Regions from separate parts of the Homo sapiens genome. Here all the other regions are linked to region 2. A link is a loop called in an ENCODE intact Hi-C map of the cell type or tissue named here. Cell type or tissue: heart left ventricle. All regions are shown on one strand. Region 1 overlaps ANP32A (acidic nuclear phosphoprotein 32 family member A). Region 2 overlaps CORO2B (coronin 2B). Region 3 has its middle 8.2 kb from the start of ANP32A.

Region 1 (8,000 bases), 53 kb after region 2:
TTATTCCACTTAGTCATCATCTTCTCCCTCATCTTCAGGTTCTCGTTTTCGCTTCTGACCCCTTTCTTCTTCTGGAAAAGTAAGAAAGCGGCATTTAGATTAGTTATTAATCCCACCTCTTTAACTCAACCCACCCAGTGAGAAGTCAGGGGACCCATGACTAGCAAGCTGTGCCATCCTTGGAAACCGAGGCAAGACATCTGCACAGCTGGAAGGGGAATCTGAGGCCTCTGACAGGAGTGTCCTGCCCACTGCCAGGGGCCTCTGAGTCTAAGCAATCTAAGGCCAAAGTGAAAGGGCCAGGCTGCTACCAGCTGAGAGTAAAAAGGCTGCCATACCACCAAGCTCTTCTTCATCTTCCTCGTCATCTACCTCTCCATCGTTATAACCTTCTTCATCCTCCTAGGAGAAAGGACAGACACCAGAACATTAGAAATGCCCTGCCTTGGGACATGCTGAGGAAGCCACACAGAGCACAAAAAGGCCGGGGTCACCCCCAGCCTCTCAGAGCCCCCACCAAGACTTGACATCTCGGGAGGAATGTAAAGCAGAGGTTCTTAATTTATTTCAGATCAAGGACTCATTGGGAAATCTGCAGAAAGCTTTGAACTCCTTCTCCAGAAAATGTCCGTATCATTTATAATATTTGCAAGCAGTTTCAGGGGGTTATGGATTCCAGGACCCAGGTTAAGAACTCTGATCTGAAGTCCCTGTAAGGCAGGCAGCTCTCCAGTCTGCACATTCTCTGAGGAGAACAAGTTCCCGAGCAGACTCCCTGACGTGCAAAGTAGGCCATCCTTTCTTGCATCTGTCCTCAATCTAGTTTTGGCTTCAAGAGAAGACCCCAGTTTAAGCAAATCCAGATTCTGTGGGCAAGTTCAACGTCACCTGACCCAGCCCCTTCCCTAGCTTGCAAACTTGGACCACCTGGAAGGGTTGGGGAAGATAAATTCAAGACCCCCTGAGGACATCATTCCCAACCGGCTTGAGATTCAGCAAGGTGTATGACTTTCTTTCTCAACACAGGGCCCTTGCTTTCCTCTGCTCCTGAAAGTATATGCAAGTTGAATCTCTGCTTGTTAAACCTGGTTCCTGAAGTTTAAAAGAACTTGGTGACAGACTTCTTTTTTGTCAAGGGAAACATTCTTTTAAAATGTCACCAAAGAGTTCCCTCATCAGTCTGTTTGCTAAGGTTCTGGTTTTTTTTTGCATGTATAAGCTCTCCTTTACTGAAAGCTGGAAATATGCAGATGGTCAGTGAGATTATTTAAAAAACAAAAAACAAAAAACAAAATCCACAACCCTCCCCCATCCCCACCCCCCCAAACCTCACATGCAGCACTCCTGTGACAGGAAGAGGAAGATGTAACAGCTATTAGCCAATACAACTTACTGCCCTGTTCTAGGGGAACCTGTTTTACTAAGACTTTATTTTTAAAATACAATATTCTTTAGAGATGAGCCTAAGAGTCTAGACCTAGGGAGAAGGCAAAGCCAGCAGCACAACTAAACAGAAACCAAGCTCATCTGGCCAGCTTTTTTTTTTTTTTTTAACTGAGTCTCGCTCTATTGCCCAGGCTGGAATGCAGCGGTGCCATCTCGGCTCACTGCAACCTCTGCCTCCCAGGTTCAAGCGATTCGCGTGCCCCAGCCTCCTGTGTAGCTGGAATTATAGGCATCCATCAACATGCCTGGCTAATTTTTATATTTTTAGTAGAGATGGAGTCTCGCCATGTTGCCTAGGCTGGTCTCGATCTCCTGACCTCAAGTGATCCGCCCGCCTCGGCCTCCCAAAGTGCTAGGATTACAGGCGTGAGCCACCGCGCCTGGCCTCCGCGATTCTATTGTCATTGGCCTGTGTCTCTCAAGCCTGGGCCGGCTGGCTGGAACTGGAAGACACTATCTGAGTGAGTCCGTGTGGCAAGCGGATGTGTCTGCATCCTCCATTGAGGGAGACAGGAAACTGCGGGGGGAGTTGGGAGGGGACACAGGCGCCTTGTCCATGCTATTGTCACTTTAAAACTCTCTAGTTCTAACTTTTGCAATTAGCAAGAGTTGATTTAGAATTCTGAGCAAGTCATAGAAAATGACTCTGCTACAGAGAGACTCAGAACACACAAACACAAAACCCAACACAGTGCCAGGAACCTGGAGGAGGGTGTGAACGCCTACAATAAGCAGTCAGACACTTACCCCTTGTCAGACACTGTCCTTAAGCATTTTACTTACACTTCACTTTATCCTCTTAACAACCCTGTGAGAAAGCTATCATGATCCCTATTTTACAGATGAAGAAATAGGCTCAGAAAGGTCAGGTAAATTGTCTGGGGACACACAGCTTGCGAGTGGTAGAGCTGGGACTCACCCCCTCACAGATCTTGTTAAAAAACTGGGAACCAGCCAATCTCTTTAGGAAAATGGCCAACTCCTGGTGCTCTATTTCCATAGTGTCACTCTCTGATTTGGGATCCAGCAGTGTTATCCTGCTACCTATCAGTTCAAGGCAGACTTTGGTTTTCCCTAGCACAGTTTAAGTGCTCAATGAATATCTTAATTAGCATATGAAAGCAAAAAGCAGAAAATGGGGCCATGCATTCTGTACTTCTTCACATAGAAACAACGGCCAGGCTTACCCCAGCAGGTTCAGTCCCTGCCTCTAAAATCCTCTTCCCCTCTTCTAATCCAGCCTCCCCAGAGCTTACTGCAAGTCTTGTCTCCCCAGAAACAGCCCAGTGAAAGGCTCTGAAATGGACTCACTTCACTACCCATCGGGGAGCGACTTTCCTAACCAGGGCTCCGGGGCTGCCAAGACTGATCACAGAGGCAGTCAGTGGGACTGCCTCAAAGGGGCAGACGGTGGCCCTGCCCAGCCCAGCCTCCTTACCTCCTCCTCTCCACTCACGTCCTCCTCTTCACCTTCCTCCTCCTCATCCTCGTCCTCCTCGTCTTCCACTACCTGAGCATCTTCATCATACTCCTCCTCTGTGCAATCGAAATGGGGAACGGAAACAGAACTAGTGGTGAGCTGGCTCCGCCCCCCACACAGCACAGGCCCCTTGTAGCGTCTTCAGTGTGGGGCTCATGACCCTCCCACACCCACCTAAGTCCAAAGATGGAACACACTAACTCTCATGAAAACAGTGCTGACATAATTAAACACATCCTGAAGTTGTGCCAAAGATAAGCCCCCCTCACAAGTGTTATGCATGTGAAAGGCCCCTTCTGGAGGCCTCTCACACCGAGACCACCAGGAAATTGTCAGAGCACAGCAACAGGTTCCAGGGCCCGGGAAAGCGGCAAGATCAAATCAAACTCCTCAGGTTAAAGGTGAGAGATCTGAGGCACAGAGAGAACTGACTTGTTCAAGGTCACGCATCGAGTCACTAGTTGAGCTGGGCCTAGGGGACCTGGTCCCGGGACTGCCAGTTTTGGCTCCTTTCTGCCATATCACAAGATCCCCACCAAGGCAAACATGGTCTCTGAGTATCTTGCAAAACACTCCCAATTGAACAAAGAAAACCAAAATCCTGTATCTGAATTAATTAATCAGGCAAGTGTCTCCATTCTCAACTTTATCTGGCCACGAAGATGCATGGGAAAGCTGCACTGTGCTGGTGGCAAGGGAGAAGGGGAGGGAACAGGACTCCCTTCTTTTCCCTCCTTCCTTCCTGTAGGCCTCGACTACACACCACACTGCCAGGGAACCCAACAAGTGGCCTGCAGTCCTCCACTTCTGAGCACCTGGGGCTCCTGAGCACCTGAGCCTGTGCCCCTAGGTGTGGGGCTGTAGGCTGCAACCACCAGGGGGCCCCACAACCCCTCTAGCTCTGGACCTCCTCTCCACTACTGAATACCTAGATGGGAAAGAGGGGTCCTCAGGCCACACACTCTTCTCTCTCTATCCCCTCCCTCCCTCCCTGGGAGAGTGTCTAAGTGCGGGTCACACTACAGAAAGACTGTAGAATCCCACTCCCTGGGGGCTTTGGAAAAGGGACAAAAATTGAAGTGGGGATTCAGTTGGATGGTTTTAAAGGAGTTATTATGCAGTTGGAGAATCTCAGGATATTTCCATGAGCATGGGACTCATGCTTTGTTCTTTTAGGGAAGTCAACCAATGAGACAGATTAGGGACTATGGAAAACAAAGCAGACAGCCCTACTCCCCTCCATAGCTTTGGAAGGTGGTAGCTACCAGACAGACAGCCAGCCTTCAGTAGCTGGGTGGGGGCCTCCCAACACCCAGCCCACCCACCTCTGCAAAGCCAAGGACGAGCCCCAAGGCCTCAGCTGGGCCCCTGCAGCCCTGGGCCGCACCCTGTCACCCACCATCCTCATCCTCCTCCTCATCATCCAGGCCCTCCACGTAGCCCTCAGCATCCGAGTCAGGGGCCTCCTTGTCGTCCCGGTCATAGCCGTCGAGATATGTGAGTTGCGGGAGGAGCTTGAACACATTTTCTCGGTAGTCGTTCAGGTTGGTTACCTCGCAATTGAAAAGGTCTAAGCTCTTGAGGTTTTCTAACTTTTTCTGCAAGCGGAAAAATGAAGCCAACAGTAAGTGATTTGTGGGAGGAAGGTGGAGGAACAGCCCTAGCAAACAGGCAAGGATGCCATGAGATAGCATGCGCAGACCATGACTTCCAGGTGATAAGGAAGCTTGGATTTGGCTCTGCTTAGCCACAGTGTTTGCCCAGACATATCACCTGCAGTTTGTGGGCCTCGGCGTCTCCATCTGGAAAATGGGGGGTTGGACTGGAGGATCTTTGAAGCCTTATCCAATGTTAACACTTTTATTCTGCAATTACAGCTTCTGTCTTAACAGTGATTGACTTGAAATTAGCCTGGGGCTTTCTTGGTGCATGAGCCAAGAGGTTTACTGCCTCTCCCTGAGACTAAGGAGCCAGAGGGAAACCAAAAGTCAACTTGAACTAACAAACTAACTCCTTCTGCATCTGATAATGATGATGATAAGGGCGGTTAACATGGCACTTCATGTACTGAGTCACTTTATCTCACAACCCCTGTAAGGTAGAAATAATTATTAGTTAATTTCACATATGTGGAAATGGAGGGCACAGGATTTGGTAATTCATCAGGCAGCCCAACTTCAGACCTGTGCTCTTACTCTTTGAATATTGCCTGTCAAAAAAGGACAAGAGAAAAAGCAATGGAGGACCCCAATTCTGTCCATGGTATTTGACACGATGTGCTCTGTCAAAGCTTTACACCAGACGGGTTCTAGCCAATGTTATCCCTGTTTGATGGTAGAGGAAACTGAGGCCCAGGAAGTGAAGGGTCATACTGCTTGCAAGTAACTGAGCTACATTTTGACTTCCCACCTCACCCACCTTTGAGGCACCAGGTACAAAAAAATCCCATCCCAGGCTGAGTCCCCATTCCAAAGGTGGCCAGGTCTAACAAGGGAGTGAAACCATTGCTCCTTGGAGTCAATGTCGGGAGCTAGGTTGCTCTCTCTATGACCTTGCAGTTGAGACCTGGGTCATTCTCAGCAGAAGCCAAGGGCAGGGAGGAAGTCTTGACAGTGGTCTGTGTGGGCAAGCCCAGCACCTGCTACCAAAAGCAGCTTCCCGCCCCAGGACGGTAAGGCAACACACACTGACAAGCAGGGGCGGAGAAAGCACTGAGACACGTGTGATCTGGGCAGGGGGCAGTGGAGAGTGTGAACATGAACGTGCCTGAGTGCCTGACCCCTAATGGTGACTGAATCACAATGTTTTACAAGGATTTTATATACTCAATCCCCATACCTCACCCATATACAGAACTTCAAAGACTTTTTCCTTTTGTAATGACATTATAAAATCAAGACTTCCAGACAGATCAAAATAGTTTGGCTTTTTCCTAGGAGACCAGTGAAAGGCCTGAAAAGAAGTTCTGTGGGAAGCACATTCTACTAGTTGGCCCCAATGCCATCGATGGACAGGTAAAGAGCTTGGAAAAGAAATGCCAGTGTCCTCTTCTGCCACACTGGCCACCAGCAAGTCCCGTGAGCATCCATGGAGAGCAAGGAGTGCCTTTTGGGACAGAAACCCTGAAAACTCCAGCCCAATCTGAGGGATACCCAACCTCCCCTATAAACCCAGAAGGGAAATTTGGCAAACGTGGCCAATTGTCCTCCTGGCCTTTCCCTGATTCTAAGATGCCTGAGGTGCTGCTGCTGCTGCTTTTTTTTTTTTTTTTTTTTTTTTGGAGACAGAGTCTCACTCTGTCACCCAGGCTGGAGTGCAGTGACGCGATCTCAGCTCATTGCAACCTCTGCCTTCCAGGTTCAAGAGATTCTCCTGCCTCGGCCTCCCGAGTGGCTGGGACTACAGGCGTGTGCCACCACGCCGGGCTAATTTTTGTATTTTTAGTACAGATGGGGTGTCACCATGTTGGCCAGGCTGGTCTCAAACTCTTGACCTCAGGTGATCCACCTGCCTTGCCCTCTCAAAGTGCTGGGATTAAAGGTGTGAGATACCACGCCCGGCCTTATGAGGTGACTCTTATATGTATATTCACAACAGGTGTATTTACTTCATGTGGTAGTATTTCCTATTCCAAAAGAGTTGTTTTCAGTGACACATCTTACAGCTGATTTCCTTAAAATCAAAGGAATACAGCGAATCAGATCCTGGTAATTATAGAAAGTGTTGTTCTGAACATGACCTGCCCCTTTCTGGCTGGTAAATCAGTGAAGCTTAGGGGATGTCTATCTCTACAAGGATGAGCAGAGGAGCCAGAAATGCTACCCAGGCCCCTGAGAGCCTGTTCACTATCGCAACAAGGACTGGTGACCAGGGGTCACTCTTCTCCACACCACGTTGAGGAAGGCCTGCCTGCACGAGGCTCTCACACCACACGGCTCTCAGTCATTCCAGGGTTCTATGTCAGGACTGACTCATTTCTCACAGTTCAGGGGCCAGCGACCCAAGGAGAAAACTGGAGTCCACCTCCAGGGCCAGTTTAATTCTTGGATTGCTCCTCCCTTCCCAAAAAGGGGCAACAAGCCATGCCCTGAACCTGAAGACATTACAGCTCAGGTTTCCAAAGCTGAGCAGAAACTGAGTGGAAAAGCAGGAGACCAGAAATTGAAACTAGGGTTCTACGCTACCCGTACAATAGCTGCCCATTCTGTCTGTGACCTTGGTCAAGGTATTTAACTTCTCTGGGCCTCAGTTTCTCTATGGACTCAGCAGAAACAATAGCTCAATTCTATCTCATAGCACATCATGAGAGTCAAAAAAATTAAGTGGGAAAAGGACAAATGCAAAAGTAGTATTTGCTGATGCCAATTCCTCCCACCTCCTACCCCTGCAGGGAGGGGAGGGTCCGAATGACTTACCAGTGGCTCTATTGTGCTGAGGTCTTTAATTTTGTTGCCACTTAAATTTAGATGCGTGAGGTTCGGACACTTTTCTGCCAATACTTCCAGGCCCCCTGAGACTCTGTTATCGCTTAGTTCAAGCTAAATAAGGCAGGGAAAGAAAAAGCAGAAACAGCTTTTAAAATGAAGGCTACCGGCTCAGAGCTGCCCGGCTTTCCCCAGACGGGCAAGAAGGGAAAGCAGTCTCAGGCAATTGTCTGGCATGTTGGTGCAAGCACCCGGCTTTCCCTTCAATTACTCTTTCTAAACATAGGTAATAACCCTTCCCACTCCCCACCCCCGCCTCCCAGCACACACAGACTCCACTCTATTTACCTTCTTAAGTTTGTTTAACTTTGGTAAGTTTGCGATTGAGGTGAGGCCTACGTTGATTGTACTTAAGAATTCCAGTTCTTCAAATTCATCTGTGAGGCCTTCGAGTTTGCCTTCATTCGACCGACTGTTGTCCAGGACAAGTTCTTTCACCTGAAAGAAGGCCCGACCGTGTGAGCGGGGCTGAGGAATGGGGCTGAAGCAGGGGGAGGGTGTTAGAGGACTCCTCAGAGAACAGGGAGACAGACGCAGGAAGCAGTCAGTCACTCCGTCACTTCTTCTAGCTTTCCGGATCACTGTGCTGC
Region 2 (8,000 bases):
ATGCTCTGCGTGTGTCTCAGCACCGCTATCTCAGCCACTTTCAGCCTTATGCACGTAGAATGACCACAGCCACTCGCATCCGTATAGCACTTTAAAGTTTCTGCAGTCCTTTGACACATAGGATCTCATGGAGCCTCACGTCTACTCCCTTCTGCAGATGAGGAAACCGAGAGAAGTGGCCCAAGGTCACGCAACTCTGAGATGCCACATTTCATTTGATCTTGTACACATTTTCTTTTATTCCTTCTTTTTTCCTCCTTTCATTTCCCACTACGCACAAAGAGTTTATAAACACTGTTCTCAGAAGAGTCACAGTTTGGGGTGAGATCTGGAAATCAAGAAATGGGTGTCCACTCTTTTCTTTCATTAGCTAGGATCTACTAGATGCATTATACTCCATACCTGCTTTTCCCATGGCCGCCCTACGGAAAATCCCATCCACAGAGGCCAGGGCTACCCAAGCCCCTCCAGGTGAGCTGGGCCTTTCCTTTATGAACCTCCATCCTCCCAGCCAGCTACAGTAGGGCCTCCTCACCCCGTACCCCACAGCTAGACAGTGTCAGCACTCATCTCCTCCTCCCACATTTCTGGAGCTTTTTTTTTTCCTTCCCCATTGACCTTTGTGGTCTTCTGTGATTATTTATGCTGCCTCCCAAGGATAGAATTGAAATAAAATGTTTTCAACTTATCAAACCTGGGCATAGCCATCTCATTTAACCCCAGTGGTTCCTGTTCTTGGTCACCATGGTACCTTGATGGTCAGCTCCCCACCCACAGCTCCTTTGCCTTTCTGGAATGACAACCCACGTCTGTACCTACAGATATAATTTCACACCTTCATTTATCTCAGCACTATTGACATTTGGGGCGAATAATTCTTTGCTGTGGGGGCTGCCCTGTACATTGTAAGATATTTAGCAGTATCCCTGGCTCCACCAATCAGATGCCATAGCAACCCTCATCCAATTGGGACAACCAAAAATGTCCCCAGATATTGCCCAATGTCCCCTGGGGTGTCAGAATCACCTCCCGGTTAAGAACCACTGTTCTACCGCTATTCAATAGATGCTGCCCCGTGTTGGGGTCTGGGTGAGACCAACGCTCTACATTGGAACGGTGCCTTGAAGTTTATCAGGCAGGATTCCACACACTTGACTCATTTGATCTTCATAGCAGCTCTAATTGGTAGGTCCGATTATTCCTGTTTTCAAGAAAAGCAGTCAGGCCCAGAGTGGTGACATGTTCAAGGTCACTCAGCCAGTGTAGTGGGGGAAATACACAGGGACTGGGTCTTATGAGCCAGAGCCAGAGAAGGTCTGTGTTCCCAGTCCCCAGCCAGACTCAGAGCTGGGCAGAGTCTGTTCTGGGAGCGTGGCCGGGGCCCATTCTGAGACCAGGGATGCTAGATATCCTCAGTCTCTCAGTAGTCCAAGGTTGTCTTAAATAAGAGTTGTCAGGCTGCAAAGTGAACAGGCACCCGGCAGTGTGTACACCACAGGAAACTCAGAAGAGCCAGAAGAAAGCAGTGTGGGCCTTAGAAAAGGGGTGAGGAGGAAAGGATAAAGGGCTGCAGAGGAACAGCGGGCAGGACACCGGGAAGGCGTGGTCCAGGCCTGGCCCTACCCTCGACTAGTTGTGCAACATTGAGTAAGGCTTTTTTTCTCCCTGGGCCCCATTTTCTCCATCTATAAAATGAGGGGATGGGACAATTTCTAGGGTCCCTTCCTGGTGTGTCATCCTAGGTTTCGTTACACTAGCAGTTGAGAGGATGGGACAAATCCCCAAGACCACCCATTGTCTAGCACGAGTGATTAAAAAAAAGAAGAAATTTATTGGGAAAAAGGAAGCAAAGAATGACTTCCTACAGGACTTGGGTGCAGAAAATCACTTTTGCTGAGTCTCAGGGAACAGGTGAATGGATAAGGTTATCTGTCTCATATGTACTTCTGTCCCACCTAATCTCCAATTCTGAGCCCAACGGGGCGGCTGTTTATCATTACTTATTATGGTACACTGTCTAAGGTCGGGCTCGAACTTGCTTTCTGTCTCCCCACTAGCCCATTTTCCCAACTGCATTTGTTGAATAACTCATCAATTCCCCATTGGCTGGCTGTGTATCCTTAATTTCTTCATATGTTATATATTCCATGACTAGTCTGTTACGCTGGCCCCTCTGCCCATTACACACTGCGAATTACACTGCCTAGCCCAACACATTGCTTTAATTATCATAATGATGTAGGAGAGTGCCATTCATGGCTCTTTGAACCTGTCCCCACTGCCATGCTCCCTACCAGGTGTCTGCTCCCTTCTTTTCTCCAAGTAAGGATACCTTAAGCTAAACTTCAGACCCTTCTCTTCTACGGAGATGTCCCTAATGCCTTTACCATCAGCAAGAGTATCCTCCTGCACGTGCCTACAACTCTTTATCCTACCCCTGACACCTAATCGAATTTTCAACTCAGTTTAACACATACCAAGTAGCTGCATCTATTTAGGACCAGGTGCTGGGAACCATGACATGAGAAAGAACAAGCCCTGCTCTTGAGGGGCTCCAGCCAGTGGTCTATGTATAGGCATCATATCATCCAGCAGGACCTGGAGCCCTTGGAGGCTGGGATGAGCTTTATCCTAGGCTGGGTTCAGTGTGGAGTGGGCAGTTTGTTCTGGGATTGGACGACTCCTGGGTTGTCTTCCAGCCAGCCTCCTGAGATCCCAAGATGGGCTTGGGCATTTTTAGACTCTCTCCTGGTGCTGGGCAAACATCCCAGACTGCCAGTGGACCGTGCAGAACGTGGCTGCTTCTTCACTGTGGGAAATGACTTCATGTTGAAAACACCCCCACCTCCCGGCCCCCGCCCCCCCAGCCTTCCTGCTTGGAAGGGCTGCCGTGATGGGGGCTGCCTGGAGCAGAGGCACTTACCTCGGCCACAGGAAACATTACCAGATCCTTCTCCTCCCCCTGGTCAGCCTGCACAGGGACTGTAGGGCTATGGTGCAGGGAGGGGAAGAGGCCTGCCTGGAATGTTGGCAGAGGCTCCTCATTCTCTGTGTATGTGTGTTTCCTATTTGGGAACAACCTGCAGCCTGTCTTTCCTTGGAATTTTAATTCAGTAACAAGCACAAATGGGTCAGCCTTACTCAGAGAAAGGTGAGTGTCTAGAGATCGGGTGAGAGTAGTTCTAGCAAGCTCCTGTCCCAGAGCCCCTCCCTTGCATCTGGCTTGTCACACTGCCCAGAATCCCCCCATTAGCACATAGTTTCTTTGGGTTAAGCATTGCCCTTGCCAGAACCATCTCCATGTGCAAATCCCCCTGGGATTGGGATGCTGGTATGAATCGGGAGAATGGATCCAGCGAAGGGGACACGGGAACAATGAAAGACGGTGGGCCTCGAATGAGAGGAGGGAGGTAGGGACACTGAGCAAGGTCACAGTGATGACAGCAAGATTCAAAGACCAGGAGTTTGTAGAAACTTGAATCCAGCCAGCAGGTGGCAGATTCTGGCCTTCCTATCAAGCCCATTTTTTCTAAACTGGGTCCCTTTTGCACCTCCCACTCACTCCAGAATTAATGATCCAACCATAGGCACTGAGGCCTCATGGCAAAGCAGGCGCACACAACAGCCAGGAATCAAAGCACCCCAGGTGGAGAAGGGAGGCTTGAAGGAGGGCAGCCCAGGGACCAACTGTTTCCAAGGCACAGCCAGAGGAGGGCACGCACCTCACCTTCCTCCCTACGGGGCTGTGGAGACCCTGCCTAGTCTTCCTTGAAGCACAGGAAAGAGGCTTGGTCTGGTTGTTCTCACCCCACCCAGGCAGCCTCTGACCTGCTCTGTGATCTTGAGCAGTTTCCCTACAGGAATAGTGACAGGGATGGGGCCCTTTCTGCCTGGAGAGTCTGCGTTTAATGAGGCTTGGGCTGAGGGGGTGGTAGAAGGAAGAGCTGGAAAGTGAAGGGGGGCAAAAAACTAGGGGTGGAGGGACCAGGTGTCCAGGCCAGACATCTGCACTCGGCCAAGTCCGGCCCAGCCCAGCCTGGGGCTCGCTGCTGCAGCCCACGCAGCCTCCAGGAAGCTCCTGATGAGACAAACAGGACCAGTCGTCCAGGGTCTCTGCTTCCCAAGCACGGGAGCAGCCCAGGACACAGAGGAAGAGGCCAAGGCCAGACCCGGGAAGCCCTGAATTTTTGCCCTGGAAGGCTGGACTCCACCCCAGGCCATGAGGAGCTAAGGAAGGGCTTGAATCAGGAGTGGACACCTCCCTCTGGCTACTTCAAGGGAAGGGATTGGAGGGCAACACAAGCCGGGAAACGGTGGGGGCTGGTGGGTTGTCCAGGTAGGAGATAGGAGTGGCCCAGCCTGGGGCAGTAGTTATGGCAGAATTAAGAGAGCTTGCTGAGATAAGGAACTGACCTTGATCCCAGGGGTGGGTGGGAGGAGGGGATAGGGAGGCAACAGGGAAGAGGGAGGAAGAGGCAGGTTAGGAGAACTCAGAAATGGAACCAGAGCTGGGACAGGGATGACCCACCCCCTGCTGTCTAATGGGGCACTCCCCAAAGATAGGGATCGTGTTCTCTAATCCCCTTGTAAACCAACAACAGCAGTGCTGGCCACACCTTTCTTAACGAATGTTCCTTTGGCTACCTGAGAGAGGAAGGGCTGGTCTTAGAAAGCATGTTGGATGCCGGGGCGAGGTGGCTCATGCCTATGATCCCAGTAATCCCAGCACTTTGGGAAGCCAAGGTGGGAGGATTGCTTGAGGCCAGGAGTTCCAGACCAGCCCGGTCAACATAGTGAGACCTCATCTCTATTGGAAGAAAGGAAGGAGAGAGGAAGAAAGAAAAGAGAAAGCTTGTTGGGCTTTTTTAATCACTGAAAGACCTGGCAGGCCCTAGAACTTCTTAGCAGTGTGATTCAAGTGATTCTAAATCCCCCACCCACCAGCCGTCTCCCATTCTAACTTATCCCCCACCGGCCTGAAATTCACATAGCTCTCTGAAAGTCATTTATAATAATGAAATAATGAAAACAGCTTATTTTTCTTTGCCTACTGGAATTTTGAGACAGTTTTCATTCAAAATTATTTTATCAAATATTTATCAAATGCCTTTTCTGCATCGGGTATTGTCCTAGGTGCTAGAATAAGATGTAGTTCTTGGTCTCAGAGAGGTTCCAGTCTGGTTTATAATTAAAATTCATATTCAATGCAGAGAGAAATGTCTGGAAGGACTGAGATAATTAGCAGTGATTATCTTCAGGGTAACAGGATAAGAGAAGAAGGTATTCTTTAATTTTAAAGACATTTTAAATGTATGTAAAGGTTTAGGATTTGCCACGACTGTGTCCCTTGGGATGAAATCTCAAGCTTATTCTGTTCAGTTCACCAGGTATGGGTGCTAGGGCTTTTCCTCCCACATCACCTCTGCCCCTTTGGAGGGCAGTTGGATGGGGTGAGCAGACAGGGCTGGCCAGGTGTCACTTCCATTGTACACTTGACAGGTGGAGTCCTGACCAGAAGGCCCAGCCACCACCACACAGCCCCACAATGCGAGGCATGCCTCACAGGGATCCCAGCACAGTCCACTGTGGCAGCAGATGCTCAGCCTTTCCCTGATCCTCTTGTTGCTGACTCTGCCCTACCTACCTGATCCCTCCTGGTCTGGTCCCACCCACTGATCTCCTCCCACTCCACTCAAGGTGGCCCCAATCCCTAAACTTGCATAGGGCGAGGTACACTGTCTCTTCACCCGTTTTCTTCCCAATCTACCGCTTGTGGCATAAACCTTATGACCTGCTTTCTCTGGCATTGAGCCCTTTCTTCTCTTCAAATCAAAAGCCCTGGCCAGGCACGGTGGCTCACAACTGTAATCCCAACACTGGGAATCCGAGGCAGGAGGATTGCTTAAGCCCAGGAGATCGAAACTAGGCTGGGCAACATAGCAAGACTCCCATATCTACAAAAACATAAAAAATTAGCCAAGTGTGCTGGTGCATGCCTGTTGTCCCAACTACTCAGAAGGCTGAGGCTGGAGGATCCCTTGAGCCCAGGAGGTGGAGACTGCAGTGGACCGTGATTGTGCCACTGCATTCCAGACTAAGCGACACAGCAGGACCAAGAACCTGTCTCAAAAAAAATTAGATAAAAATAAAACCCTTGGCTTTTAAGACTTTACTGTCTCAGCCATGAATTTTTGCAAATCTGTTTAAAAACTCAAAAGCTGGGCACTGACTATTATTTATTTGTGTATTCCAGCTATCAGAATCCTGATCCTCCCTCTAGCAATGAAAACTACTGGCTGAGTGGGAGGAGGTACACCAGGAACTATAGGATCAACTGTGACTACTTCCAAAATCTACCCTCTCCCACTCCCTGCACCACCATGTATATATAAATGGCCAGAGGTATTAAGGCCATATGGAATGGAAGGATTTTAATTAATGATAATATGGAACTGGAGAACAGTGTCCTTTTGCTAATTTTCAATGAACATCTGCTGGACAATGACACTACAGTAGGTGCCAGTGATATAAAACCAACTGAGATATACAAATCACTGGACTTGGGGGCTTGGTTTAGGGAAAGATGCAGACATGCAAATCAGTAATTACAATTCAGTGTTGAGTACTAGATCAGAGCAATCAAGATGCAGAAGACAGAGGACAGAACTCGTGGTGGCAGGTCATCTGAGTTCCTAAAGTGAAAGCAGTTTTCTAACCGAGAAGAGGGAGAACGGCACTGCAGTCAGAGGAAGAGCATGTGCAAAGTGAGAGAAAGGAGGCAGCTGGCATGTGGGGAGAATCCCAAAGGGCTTTGAGTTTCCGAAGCCAACAAGAAGGCTGGCGAGAGGACAGTCAGCAAAGGGCCTTATACTCAGGCTATTTACTTGGAATGTACTTTTTATGCAATGGAAAACCTCAGAAGGTTTTAAAGCATCAGAATGACCGGGTGAAATTTGAAACATTTTTTAATAGTGCACACACAATATTTCTCTCTCTCTTTGTGTGTGTGTGTGTGTGTGTGTGTGTAAGAGAAAGGGAAGGAAAGTGGTGTGTTATATATACAGAGATTCAAAATAAAATATGTTTCTCACTATGGGTTGCAATCAACAAACTTTGAAAGCCACTGGTCTAGAACTTGATAATGGTGCAAAGCAGAGAGTAATTGCCTACAGGATTTCCAGGAGAGAGGATTTAACCCATGTGTGGCTGCCAGGGATGGCTTCCCAGAGGACAGTCGGCCATGGGAACTGGGCCTTAAAGGAGGAAAGGGTGTAGGGGAGGGGAGAGGGAAAAGCATGAGGGAAAGGCATGGCAGAGGGGCCCTAAGAAGTGGCTCCCAAAGCAGTCCTGCTGGATTCCTCCTTAGCAAGAGCCCTGCCTAACAGCCTCAAGATGATTATCTTGCAGAGATAATAGTTCTGTCTCAACACAGAAGAGCATCTACTGACAGCTTATCTTTTCCCCCAGCACTTAGTACAACCTATCTGCCACATAGCTCATGTCACTTTTGACCTTCTGCACCAGGGCACCAAGTTCATTGTCAAAACAGCTGACTTGACTAACAAACAAGGGACATTTTCCATTTTCATAAAGACTACCAAGAAAGAGAAAATGGAATGAGCTGAGATTTGGGTTCAAGTTCTTGCTCAGAAGCTCATTCATCCAGTTGTTGCTAAACTAATTCTAAACCCCACTTTTTTCCATCATAAAATGGGTTAATCAGAACTTCGCAGCCTTCCTCCCAAACTTGCAAGCATTAAATTCAATGAGATCTTGGGTGCATCCTAAGTCACAAGGACTGCCAACTGGTTACCTTTCCCATTGGCCAGAAGGCCCAGTTAATGTTGGAGCTCCCAAAGAATAGGCACAGTTTGGCAACCTTGTCATTGCAGTAGCAAAGAAAAGTTATTATTTTATCAGCTGGTACCAGAGTTCCTTTTAGGGAAGGAAGTGTCTTTGTTTGGGGAAATACCTTGATAGGCCCCTTGGGGGTAAAAGGT
Region 3 (8,000 bases), 98 kb after region 2:
GGCCGGGCGCGGTGGCTCATGCCTGTAATCCCAGCACTTTGGGAGGCCGAGGTGGGCGGATCACGTGGTCAGGAGATGGAGACCATCCTGGCTAACACGGTGAAACCCCGTCTCTATTAAAAATACAAAAAATTAGCCGGGTGAGGTGGCGCACGCCTGTAGTCCCAGCTACTCGGGAGGCTGAGGCAGGAGAATGGCGTGAACCCGGAAGGCGGAGCTTGCAGTGAGCAGAGATCACTCCATTGCACTCCAGCCTGGGCGACAGAACGAGACTCCGTCTCAAAAAAAAAAAAAAAAAAAAGCCAGGTATGGTGGCTCACGCCTGTAATCCCAGCACTTTGGGAGGCCAAGGCGGGTGGATCACCTGAAGTCAGGAGTTCGAGACCAGCCTGGCCAACATGGTGAAATGCCATCTCTACTAAAAATACAAAAAAAAAAAAAAAAAAAAAAAGCCGGGCTTCGTGGCACGTGCCTATAATCCCAGCTACTCGGGAGGCAGAGGCGGGAGACTTACTTGAACCCGGGAGGCAGAGGTTGCCATGTGCCAAAATCGCACCATTGCACTCCAGCCTGGGCAACAAGAGTGAAACTCCATCTCAAAAAAAAAAAAAAAAAAATCACTTGCACACTTGTTTGGAAGTCTCTAGAAATTTTGTGAATCGGTTTCTTAAATATATTTATTAAAGACAGTTTTGAAGTAGCAATGAGGGAAGTTTGTTTACCATTCATCAGGAAGAAAACCAGAGCTGTAAGCTCTTACTTTTAGTATTAAAATATGGCTGTGAAGGAAAAAAATAAATGCCTTAAAGACAAATAATGGAATGAGGAGCTATAGAACAAAGTGACATAAGGCAATTTTGGTTGAAAAATAGAAATGCAATTAATTTAGATTCCACTAATTTGTTTTAATCCATCTAGAGTTGAGGTTTACCTCTATGAAGAAAAGAATACTAAAATCTATTAAGATATGAGGTAGAGATCAGACTTTTTAAGAACTTTTAATGTTTTTACCATTTGCAAATGGCATTTATAACTTTCGTATACATAGTAAAATTATGTATACAATAATTAAATCCTCTTAGATTCTCTGCTTTGTAATGGCAATTATTATTTGTACCTCTAAGTAATGATCTATTTGTAAAAAATTTTCTACAGCGCCTCTTGAATTAGAGATCAATTTAATGCATTCTGAGAAATTAGTAAATTTTTAACGTATTTCTAGTTGAAATATTGGGTTCTTTCAGGCAAGTATATGTATACCCTAAACTTTCTTTGGAAGTTCTGGATCCTAGCAACTATAATATAAAAACTTTGAATTCATTTGTACATGACGAAATGAGATAGCCACGATAGGTGTTAGAGGACTTTTACCCAGTGGAGGAACATGTTTTACTCTGCTGCATTGGTCTTTTTTTTTTTTTTTTCCTTTCTTTTTGAGACAGGGTCTCACTGCCACCCAGGCTGGAGTGCAGTGATGCGATCATGGCTCACTGCAGCCTTGACCTCTTGGGCTCAAGCAGTCCTCCTGCCTCAGCCTCCCAAGTAACTGGGGCCACAGGCATGCACCACCACACCTGGCTAATTTTTAAATTTTTATAGAGATGAGGTCTCACCATGTTGGCCAGGCTAGTCTCAAGCTCCTGGGCTCAAGCGATCCTCCTGCCTGGGCCTTCCAAAGTGCTGGGATTACAGATATGAGCCGTGGTGCCCAGCCTTGCATTGGTCTTATAACTCAATAATGTACGTGAAATTATTGTATATGCCTTCTTGTATATGAGAATTACCACTTCTACATATATATTGGAGGGCAAGTCAAGTAAGTGTGACAAACATTTTTCACTAGGCTAGGCCAACTCATGTCTGTGTTCATGTTGAGAAGTAATTCTATAGATAAGGCAGAAGAGCAGACAAACTCAGGATACAAGTGTGCAAAGATGTATAACAGACATGTTGATCATTGTATCATAGCATTTTTATAATAGCGAAAGAAAGAAAAGAAAGGGGAAGAGGGAAAATGAAAAAGAAAAAAACAGAAAAGATTCATATGCCCAGGAAAAAAGTCTGGGAGAGTATGTACCAAAAAATGTTTAAAAACTTTGATTACAATGGTTTTGCATGGGTGATGATGTCATAGTGGTTTTTGATTTTGAGGTCTTTTATTTGTCTATATTTAAAAAGTTTTCCATTGATAATTTTTGCAATGAAACAGGTATTTTAATGGAAATTATAGGTGTAGATGATATGTGGAATGTTTATGCTAGTCAGAATTTTTGGTGAAGATAACAGAAATTTACCTTGACCAACACAAGAAAAAGGCAATTTTTATAAGTCTGTCACAGAACCAAAGAACAAGGTCCAGGAAAGAAGAAGCCAGGGAAGCTGGCAATTTGGAGCACAGCCAAGATGGTCCCTGCCCTAGGTAAAGTCTTCAGAGGACCTCACACCTCAGAAGTCATCTCTGCTATGGGCTGTGAATCCCACCATACCTACAATGATCTCAGCATCCTGCCTTTTTGTGTCACTCCCTCGAGGTTCAAAGCCCTTGGCAAGAACATTTGCAGATGCCCCAGCTGTCAGAGAGAAAAGATTATCTTCCTCCTTTAGCTTCCACAGTGGGATGTGTGACCCTGCCTCCTGCCTATTTTAGGACTCTGCCTAAACTAAGTGTTCTGGTGCTAGGTGACCAAAACCAAAAATCCACGAACATGTTCTAACAAAATAATGCTGTGAAGGTTTCCTGATGATCCATGTTACTCCCATAGTATCTCCCCTCTTCCTCCCTACTACTTACCAGCAAGAGACCGTACCACCTATTTAGGATCAATGTAAAGCAGAGCTAATATCTGAAATCCCAGTTTCTTTTCAAATGCTTCCCTTTCCAAATTTGAAGCCAGAAGAAACAATGTATCACTGCTGATGTCAATAAGACTTCCTTGGCTGGGCACCGTGGCTCACACCTGTAATCCCAGCACTTTTTGAGACCGAGGTGGGCAGATCAGTTGAGGTCAGGAGTTCAAGACCAGCCTGGCCAACATGGTGAAACCCCAACTCTACTAAAAATACAAAAGTTAGCTCAGTGTGGGGGCACACGCCTGTAATCCCATCTACTTGGGAGGCTGAGGCAGGAGGATCGCTTGAACCTGGGAAGTGGAGGTTGCAACTAGCCAAGATGGTGCCACTGCACTCCAGCCTGGGTGACAGAGTTAGACTCCGTCTCAAAAAAAAAAAAAAAAAAAAAAAAAAAAAAAAAAAAAAAAAAAGACTCTACCGCAGCAAAACTGGTGATAATCTTAAAATTTGGAAAGGAAATGTCCCTAGTAAAGATATTTGATTTAAATTACAAGGAATTTAGTTCTAAGGGATAATCGACATATTTCATAAATAAATGCAGATATCTCTAGATATCAAATGATAAAAGATCTTGAGCAGTGATGGATTACTGCTAATGGGTTTCTGTCTGCTACTCTGAGCACAGTTCAGGCTCAAGAACTGACATGAAGGGTTTGAGAATTTAGTCAAAATCTGGAAGTAGGCAGGTGGTCACAGGCTAACTAAGAGTTCATAACCGGATGCAGTCGTTGAAGGACAATTGTGAAGAAAAAATGCTGATGGTGAAACGAATGCAAAAACCACAAACACATTGAAGAGGCCTATGTTCCTGGGAACAAAGAGGAAGGTTATCAATGATGTGCTTGTAGAAAACATATTAATACTGGAATATTGTCTTCTTTCCCATCATTTCAGGTCAGTTAGCTTAGATTACTATTCAGCTAGAAAAAACAAATGATACCCTTGCAAGGACTCTGAACAATATTGGAATTCAGCTGTTTTGTTTCTAATAAAACATGGTTTAACTGTTACATGAATAGAAGTTCCTTATAAGTGCCAATTACTTCTTTCCAGAGAAGCAGTGCTAAAGATTCTGTTCATTGGTACACTAAGTGTTCTTCATGACCCAGTGTTTTATTTCCTATAAGTTAGCTTTTTTTCTCAGATGATTTAATGAAAATTATGGCAGTCTGCTCATTGTTCAGCAAAATCCATTTCCTCTTCTCCTTGAACACAAAGCTTGACTATGTTTCCTAGATGGCCCTTGCAGTTAGTTGGGGCCATGTGACTGGGTTCTAGCTTGTTGATTATAAGTGGAAGTGATGCTGCCACTTAAAGGCTTGAAAGTGCCACTGCATACTGACTGAGATGCAGTGGAAGCCCTGTGTTTATGAGGTGGACCCCCTCTCAGGCTGAAATGTCTCTTAAGAGTCATTTCAGCAACCTATTTACTTGCCCACCAAGAGAGAAATTGTGACTAAGAAACTTTTATGGGGCTGTGCCATTATATGCTTGTATCCATTTGTTACTGTAGCCTATGCTAGTAACTAACACAATAATAAAGGTTTTTTTCAGTCTTAGTTTTCTATTCATTTGTAGACCAATTGTAAATGTGAATATTGTATTTCCATTGTATCTTGGCTTACATGTTCAAAGCACCATAAAACAGATAAAAGGATTATATTAACAAGTACTTAATGTAGAAAAGATCAGTGCAAGGGAGTCTATGGAATAACATGCAAATATGTCTCTTTCCCCCAAACTTAGTGCTTGGCTCATAGTAAGTATAAAATAAATGCCTGTTGTTTCATCAATAAGTAGTCCTCCCCTCTCAAGCTGCAGACTGACATTTTAATTGCTCATTGGACATTTCCAAACAGGTATCTTACAGGAACAAACCACATGACATTTCCAAAACGAATCTCTTCCTTGCCAGCCTCTGCCTACTCTGCCTCCACCAAACTACCTTTATCCTTCTGGCTCTCCTGTTTTGATTAATGGTACCCTTGGAATTGTCCTCTGTTGACTCCCATAACCAAATGGTTAACTCGTCCTCTAAATTTCCAACTACCTTTCCTCCTATCAGCCCCACTTTTTCACCACTCTATCCAAGCAAGCTCGCCCCACCCTTTCTCATGTCTAAATTGGCACCGTGTGCTAAGAGTTCCCAGGCTTTGGGTTTTCTCACCAATAACATTTAAAAAAAGGGTTTAGGACCAACATAGAATTCCCAACTTTTAATTTTGCCAGATAAAGACATTCTTTAAAAAACTTATCTTTTATTGTTCTATAGACTATTTTTAAAATGGCAATGTAGGGAGGACTCAGCTTTAGAATATAGGACACTCCTCTACATTGAATTTAATTTTATGAGAATTCACTACCTTGTTCAAGATTGAGTAGTTGGAAACTCTTGTCTAGATCAGCACTGGCCCTGAGGTCTTGATGTGGTTTTGTGGCCAGATGAATGTTTCTGAGTTCCAGTTCCAGTGCTCCTCCGGTCAACAACAGCCTCTCTGGTTCCCTGTGGCCTGCTTTCCCCCACCTGGCATTAAAACTCCCCAAAGAAGGCCTCATACTACCTTCCAGTGTTATCTCTAATTTCCAGGCAAATTAGACCTTCTGTTATTCCTTTTTCTTTTCTATCTTTGACTATGCAGTTCTTGCACCTGTACAGTCTATCCTTTTTTCCCCACCACGCAAAATTCTACCCAAAATTTAAGACCACATTTGATATCATTGCCTCCTTTGAAACCTTTGATGATCCATTTTACCCACACAAACAAGAGCTTTCCTCTCCTTGAACTTGCATAACATGGTAAAGTATAGCACGTGGCTGCTTTCTTCCACATGCTGTGCTTATTTACCTCTCCCACAAAATTACAATAAATCCTTAAAGATAAGAAAAATGTTTGATTCATTTTTATTACCCCTCCATTATTTGAACATTAAATGTTGAATATATATTTAATGACTTAATGAATACTTTAGACATAGTGAACTCCAGACTTTAAAAAGTATCTTTGAAACATTTAAATAACTTTAATCTTCAATGTCAAGTAAATAACAGTAGGGTATTGGGGAAACAGATTGCTAAGTAACTTCTTTATTCTTTCCAAAATGAGGGAAACAAAACTAAATTCCAGTTTCCATGATCATAACACAGAAGCTTTTCTACTATAAACATTGTATTTTAGGCTCCTACCCAGGAATTGTCTTTTATTTTAGGTGGCTAACCAGGAATTGAATTGTCTTAAAAGACAATGTGTAGGAGAAATAGCAATTACAGATCTTCCTAACTCTGATCTAATTTTGTGTACAAGCCATTTTTAGTGAAGGTACTTGGGCACAGCTTTTATTCCTTTAGATTTTGTATTCATCAAAAAGCGAGAAAAAATGGGGTGACAAAACTCATCTATTTCCCTCTTATTTCACTTTTGAAGGAAATCAGAGCACTTGTACTTCCATGTTCTGTCTTTGACCTAAGAAATATTTATTTCTATAGTGTTCTATTAGGAAAATCAATATTGGCCGAGCACCATGGCTCACACCTGTAGTCCCAGCACTTGGCTGAGGCAGGCAGATCACCTGAGGTCAGGAGTTCAAGACCAGCCTGGCCAACATGGTGAAACACTGTCTCGACTAAAAATATAAAAATTAGCTAGGCATGGTGGTGCACACCTGTAATCCCAGCTACTCGGGAGGCTGAGGCAGGAGAATCGCTTGAACCCTGGAGTTGGAGGTTGCAGTGAGCTGAGATCACACCACTGCACTCCAGCCTGGGCGACAAGAGCCAAATGTCTCAAAAAAAATAATATGTAAATTTTAAAGTTTTATTCCACTTATATGAATAATAGAAAAGTCCACAAAGATTAGGTCAAATATATTCTATCTTGTTATTAATCGTTTTTGGGTTTTTTTGTTTTTTGTTTTTTTGAGACGGAGTTTTGCTCTTGTCGCCCAGGCTGGAGTGCAATGGCACGATCTCGGCTCATTGCAACCTCCGCCTCCTGGGTTCAAGCGATTCTCCTGCCTCAGCCTCCTGAGTAGCTGGGATTACAGGTGCCCGCCACCACACCTGGCTAATTTTTGTATTTTTTAGTAGAGATGGGGTTTTGCCATGTTGGCCAGGCTGGTCTCAAACTCCTGACCTCAGGTGATCCACCTGCCTTGGCCTCCCAAAGTGCTAGAATTAGAGACGTGAGCCACCACGCCCGGCCATTTTTTTGCATTTTTTAGTAGAGACGGAGTTTCACCATGTTGGTCAGGCTGGTCTCGAACTTTTAACCTCAGATGATCCACCCACCTTGGCCTCCCAAAATGCTGAGATTACCAGTGTGAGCCACCATGCCCAGCTGTTATTAAGTGTTTTATGGAAGGTATGAAAATAAAAGACAGAACCCTATAAAAATATAGAACTTTTCTTGGCTCTTAGCACTGGCCAGGAAAATACAATTTGTAATCTGAATTTTAGAGCATGTGGTAAGAGGCTTTTTATGTGTAGCTGTGCACTACAACTAGAGATGGGAAAAACATAATGGTTTTTTAAATTTATTCCTTTTAAAAAATAAATTTCTTAACATCCAGTTCTAGTCACGATTGAGTAGCTGGTACTGGACTCACCTTTCTGATGTAAACAACAATAGAAGCTAGACACATTACGTGAAATGACAACATGCGTCACTGGATTATTATCCTTCAGAAAAGGGAAGCACGTGGCCAACCTCACATTCATCCCAGCACAGAGAGATGGAGCCCAAAGAGAGAGCGGCAGTGTCTCTGGGCAGAAGAAACAAAGATCGGAGCTCAGGCCTTCTAACACAGCTGGGTTTGGAGGGCAAGGTCACTTAGAGGCAGGAGCTACAGAAAAGGAGCCCTCAAAAATTGCATTAAAATTTCCCTCAGCTATTCAGCCCACTGTTAAGATCTGTATTTGCAGGGCAAGACTTCAGAATGTCTAGCAGATAATAGTTTTTGGGAGGCTGAGAGCTGAACAGTGATTTCAGAGGCTGCACAATAATGTGGATATGCAAGAGGTTAGGCTCATTCTAATGTAGAATGTGTAAACCTTCGTGGATGTCTAGGTATTCATGGAGACTCTAGAAAGCCCACATCCTAGGATTATGGACCATGAATGACCAGTGTTACACAGTAGGAGTGAGGGCTACATT

Evidence for each region. A loop is a pair of places that touch in the nucleus more often than their neighbours do. Peaks named below come from ENCODE experiments on the same cell type or tissue, not always from the same donor. Only the 100,000 strongest peaks of a DNase experiment are listed, where the experiment ranks them.
Region 1: it touches region 2 in a loop (1.9-fold over the local background); 12 of 110 quality-filtered maps call a loop at or near these places.
Region 3: a loop joins it to region 2, with 3 times the contacts of the local background. A loop is called at or near these places in 50 of 110 quality-filtered maps.

What each region holds. Positions count from the first base shown.
Region 1 is chr15:68,780,072-68,788,071 of GRCh38, forward strand. ANP32A (acidic nuclear phosphoprotein 32 family member A) reads right to left here. Exons shown (of 7, transcript NM_006305.4): 2 at 7,699-7,848; 3 at 7,342-7,464; 4 at 4,326-4,524; 5 at 2,885-2,982; 6 at 339-402; 7 at 1-71. The coding sequence ends at 10. Among named protein-coding and RNA genes, the nearest start is that of MIR4312, 18 kb to the right of the region's middle. RefSeq lists a silencer at 2,947-2,996 and an enhancer at 7,724-8,000. In heart left ventricle, a CTCF peak has its summit at 3,784 (motif pointing right); DNase peaks (open chromatin) are centred at 1,890, 2,819 and 3,800; H3K27ac peaks cover 1,284 bases.
Region 2 is chr15:68,727,114-68,735,113 of GRCh38, forward strand. CORO2B (coronin 2B) reads left to right here. Exons shown (of 12, transcript NM_006091.5): 12 at 1-693. Among named protein-coding and RNA genes, the nearest start is that of MIR4312, 71 kb to the right of the region's middle. In heart left ventricle, a CTCF peak has its summit at 3,490 (motif pointing right); a DNase peak (open chromatin) is centred at 4,078; H3K27ac peaks cover 2,886 bases.
Region 3 is chr15:68,825,047-68,833,046 of GRCh38, forward strand. No RefSeq gene overlaps it. Among named protein-coding and RNA genes, the nearest start is that of ANP32A, 8.2 kb to the left of the region's middle. RefSeq lists an enhancer at 4,039-4,088. In heart left ventricle, a CTCF peak has its summit at 4,171; no DNase peak of the experiment used is centred here.